Linked DNA regions of Homo sapiens: region 2 is linked to region 1. Evidence: read pairs that join two places in POLR2A ChIA-PET (ENCODE). Cell type or tissue: Caco-2. All regions are shown on one strand.

Evidence for each region. ChIA-PET counts read pairs that join two places held together with the same protein. Peaks named below come from ENCODE experiments on the same cell type or tissue, not always from the same donor. Only the 100,000 strongest peaks of a DNase experiment are listed, where the experiment ranks them.
Region 2: POLR2A ChIA-PET joins it to region 1 with 10 read pairs; 2 of 35 experiments call an interaction of 5 or more read pairs at or near these places.

Annotation. Positions count from the first base shown.
Region 1 is chr5:69,397,913-69,400,412 of GRCh38, reverse strand. RAD17 (RAD17 checkpoint clamp loader component) reads right to left here. Exons shown (of 19, transcript NM_133338.3): 17 at 244-364. Among named protein-coding and RNA genes, the nearest start is that of MARVELD2, 16 kb to the left of the region's middle. In Caco-2, no CTCF peak of the experiment used is centred here; no DNase peak of the experiment used is centred here.
Region 2 is chr5:69,219,623-69,222,122 of GRCh38, reverse strand. All of the region lies in intron 1 of KGD4 (alpha-ketoglutarate dehydrogenase subunit 4), which reads right to left. Among named protein-coding and RNA genes, the nearest start is that of KGD4, 3.1 kb to the right of the region's middle. RefSeq lists an enhancer at 1,514-2,138. In Caco-2, no CTCF peak of the experiment used is centred here; a DNase peak (open chromatin) is centred at 1,132.

The sequences.
Region 1 (2,500 bases):
AACCCCATCTCTACTAAAAATACAAAAATTAGCCAGGTGTGGGGGCGCGTGCCTGTGGTCCCAGCTACTCAGAAGGCTGAGGGAACAGAATTGCTTGAACCCAGGAGGCAGAGGTTGCAGTGAGCCGAGATCGTGCCACCGCAATCCAGCCTGGACAGTAGAGACTCCCCCTAAAAAAATAAAATAAATAAATAAATAAATAAACCCTACTTCTTAAAAGAAAAGAAAAACCTATGTTATTACCTTGATTTCTCATTGGAATGGTTAGTAGAGCAAGGTATGGCAATAGCTGAGTTTGGAGGCATAAAGCTGGTAGGCAGAAGTCAGGAAAAAGTGCTTTTGCTGCCAGGCAATTTTCCCGATACTGTATAGAAAAGAAAAAAAAAAGATGAAAGGAAAAATGAAATTAAAAATATGTATTCCTAGACAAACTAAGTTTATTATATAAACTTACACAATAAGTTTATATTAACTTGTGGGTTTATATATCACAAATATACTTTTAATAGCTTATTTAAGTAGTCCTTTATAGTTTTTTTAGCATCGTTTAATAAAGTATTTTACCTACACAACTATTCCACATTTAATAAACAACAATTTTTAAAAGACATTGAATGTATAAGAAAACCAAATTTAAAACTCAAAGGAATTGTTTATGAGCACACACACATCATAAATTACACGAAAATAGTTTTCAATGAAATAATTTGTTTTCTTTAGTCAACACGTTATGCTGAGCAAGAGAAAAGCACAATCCCTGCCTTCAAGAAGCTAACAGTCTTAGATAATTTATATGCAGCAACAATGCAAAATTAATATATATGCTATAAAAGACAAAGCAAGTCAATGAGATATAAATTGCTTAAAAGTCATTAAATTCTCCAAGAAATCTGTTGGAAAAAATGTCCTAGGTAATAAATTATAGGGTAATTTTCAGCTGTATGATTTTAGAACTGGAAGACATCTCAGAGACGACCCAGTCCAGGGGTCACGAATTCAGATATTACAGAAGTCAAGCAGGCAATATAAGTGAATGAACCAGCTGGGGACAGTGGTGCCTACTACTCTCATCTCAAAGGGGCAGATGCTACATGGCGAGGTGATTGTTGCTACGCAGAAATATGAGCCAGTGTTATACTTCACTTTCATTTTTTTGAGAGATGGGGGTCTCACTCTGTTGCCCAGGCTGGAGTGCAGTGGCACAATCATTGTTCACTGCAAACTCTGCCTCCCAGGCTTATGCAATCCTCCCAATTCAGCCTCCCAAGTAGCTGGGACTAGGTAGGAAAAACAAAAAAAATTTTTCCTTTTTCCTGTAGATATGGGATCTCACTATATTGCTGGTCTCAAATTCCTGGTGTTTGCCACCACACCCAGCTAATTTTTTTATTATTTTTTTTTTTATACAGATGGGGTTTCACCATATTGCCCAGGCAGGTCTCAAACTCCTGGGCTCTAGTGATCCTTCCACCTCAGCTTTCCAAAGTGCTCGGATTACAGGTGTGAGCCACTGCACCTGGCCTCTTTTTTTTTTTTTTTTTTTTAACCAGGAGATTCCAGAAATTCTGAAGCTAGAAATTCATATCTAACTTTTTTTTTTTCTTTCTGAGACAGAGTCTTTTTCTGTCGCCTAGGCTGGAGTGCAGTGGCATGATCTCGGCTCACTGCAACTTCTGCCTCCCGGGTTCACGCGATTCTCCTGCTTCGGCCTCCTGAGTAGCTGGGATTACAGGAGCGCACCACCACACCTGGCAAACTTTTGTATTTTTAGTAGCGATGGGGTTTCACCATGTTAGTCAGGCTGGTCTCGAACTCCTGACCTTGTGTTCTGCCCGCCTCAGCCTCCCAAAAGTGCTGGGATTACAGGTGTGAGTCACAGCGCCCAGCCGAAATTCATATCTGACTTTTAATCATTAGTCTGATTTTTAAAGATTGGCAATTCATTTTGAAAACTGTTGTGTATTTTGTTTTCAACTTGTGTGCCTCCCATTTTTTACCTCTAAATAATTCAATCATCTACATTTTTAGCTGTGGAGAGTAAGAACACATTAGGTGAATACCTTGTCCATATAGAGGCAAGGCCAAGATTTCTTCTCCTTTCTTTGATTAATTTAAATTGACAAATAAGCTCTGTATGTATTTATAGGTATACAACATGATGTTCTGAAATATGTATATATGGTAGAATGGCTAAATTGAGCCAATTAACATATGCATTACCTTACATACATATATTTTTTGTGTGTGGTGAGAACACTTAAAATCTACCGTTTTAGTGATTTTCTTTTTTTTTTTTTAGATGGAGTCTCGCTCTGTCTCTCAGGCTGGAGTGCAGTGGCGCCATGTCAGCTCACTGCAAGCTCCGCCTCCTGGGTTCACGCCATTCTCCTGCCTCAGCCTCCAGAGTAGTTGGGACTACAGGCGCACGCCGCCACACCCGGCTAAGTTTTTTTATTTTTAGTACAGACAGGGTTTCATCGTGTTAGCCAGGATGGTCTCC
Region 2 (2,500 bases), 180 kb after region 1:
TGTTACATGGTAAATGCCCAAGTAACAGTTGCCAAATACGTGAATAAACCATTTGTAAGTTAGGTCTAACTGTATAGGCATGTAAATATGTATTATATACTTATACAAATGTACTTTTAATAGATATGGGGTTTTGCCATGTTGGCCAGGCTGGTCTCGAACTCCTGACCTCAGGTGATCTGCCCGCCTTGGTCTCCCAAAGTGCTGGGATTACAGGCATGAGTCACCGTGCCCAGCCTTATGTTTTCTATAATAGTCTTTTATCAGATATGTCTTTTGAAAGTATTTTCTCCCAATATGTGGCTTGCCTTTTTTTGACAGTGTCTCACAGAGCAGAATTTTTTATTTTAATGAAGTCCAGCTTATCAATTAATTTTTCATGGATCATGCCTTTGGTGTTATATCTAAAAAGTCATTCCTAAACCTAAGGTTATTTTTATTTTCTCCTATGTTATATTCTAAGGGTTTTATAGTTTTGCATTTTGCATTTAGGTCTAGGATCCATTTTGAGTTAATGTTTGTGAAGAACGTGAGGTCTGTGTCTAGATGGATATCCAATTTTTTCAGCACCATGTTGAAAAGACTATCTTTTCTCCATTGTATTCCCTTTGCTCGTTTTGTCAAAGATCAGTTGACTATCTCTTTATTTTTACCTTTCCAAATCTTAGTTTTAGCTATGCCTCTTATAAATAGCATAGCACTGGATTTTCATTTGTTAGCCAGTCTGAAAATGTTTTACTTTATTATTTATTTTTTGAGACCAGGTCTTGCTCTGTTACACAGGCTGGGGTGCAGTGGAGTGATCGTGGTTCACTGCAGCGTCAAACTCCTGGGCTCAAGTGATCTTTCCACCTCAGCCTCCTAAGTAGCTAGGACTACAGGTACACACCCACACACTACCCCTCCTGCCTGGCTAATTTTTTTTTTTTTTTTTAGTATTTATTGATCATTCTTGGGTGTTTCTCGGAGAGGGGGATGTGGCAGGGTCATAGGATAATAGTGGAGAGAAGGTCAGCAGATAAACACGTGAACAAAAAGGTCTCTGGTTTTCCTAGGCAGAGGTCCCTGCGGCCTTCCGCAGTGTTTACGTCCCTGGGTACTTGAGATTAGGGAGTGGTGATGACTCTTAACGAGCATGCTGCCTTCAAGCATCTGTTTAACAAAGCACATCTTGCACCGCCCTTAATCCATTTAACCCTGAGTGGACACAGCACGTTTCAGAGAGCACGGGGTTGGGGGTAAGGTTATAGATTAACAGCATCCCAAGGCAGAAGAATTTTTCTTAGTACAGAACAAAATGGAGTCTCCTGTGTCTACTTCTTTCTACACAGACACAGTAACAATCTGATCTCTCTTTCTTTTCCCCACATTTCCCCCTTTTCTTTTCGACAAAACCGCCATCGTCATCATGGCCCGTTCTCGATGGTTGCTGTCTCTTCAGAGCTGTTGGGTACACCTGCAGAAAGGCTGTCACTTCACACTTGGAAGATTGCACTGCGGCCAGGCAGAGGCGCTCCTCACTTCCCAGACGGGGTGGCGGCCGGGCAGAGGCGCTCCTCACATCCCAGACGGGGCGGCCGGGCAGAGGCGCTCCTCACTTCCCAGACGGGGCGGCTGCCTGGCTAATTTTTATAGAGATGGGGTCTTGCTATGTTGCCTAGGCTAATCTTGAACTCCTGGCTCAAGCAATCTTCCCACCTTGGCTTTCCAAAGTGTTGGGAGTACAGGTGTGAGCCACCGTGCCCAGCTGGCTTTGTCTTTACTTAATGTTCTGAGACCACGCTTTGTGACTTCCTATCAGTTTGTACCAATCAGTCTTTTGGCACTCTTCTCTTCCTTCAAGATATGGATCAACAACCAAATTCTAAGCTCTATGTTTTTTTGTTTTTTTTTTTTGAGTCAGGGTCTAGCTCTACTGTCCAGGCTGGAATGCAGTGGCATGATTATGGCTCACTGTAGCCTTGATCACCCAGGCTCAATCTTCCCACCTCAGCCTCCTGAGTAGCTGGGACCACAGGTGCACATCACCATGCTCAGCTAATTTTTTAAAATTTTTATAGAGATGGGGTCTTGCTATTTTGCCCAGGCTGGTCTTGAACTCCTGGGCTCAAGCCATCCTCCTGCCTCAAACTACCAAAGTGTTGGGATTACAGGCATACATCAGTGAGCCTGGCCTAAACTCTAACTGGCACTGTAGTCCTAGCTTTATAGGCCTGTCACAGAGATACTCAACAAATTTTGCTAATGTTATATGTAATTATTACATAATATTAGCACATACTTTATTATTTATTTTTCGAGACCAGGTCTTGCTCTGTTACACAGGCTGGGGTGCAGTGGGGTGATTGTGGTTCACTGCAGCGTCAAACTCCTAGGCTCAAGTGATATTATATTAGCATATTGGTTGTATTCTCTCTTTTTTTCTTTTTTTTTAAGAGCGCAATCACGAACCTGATTTGAATTCTAAATAGGTGAGTACAGGTCTTTGTTCCTATGTTAG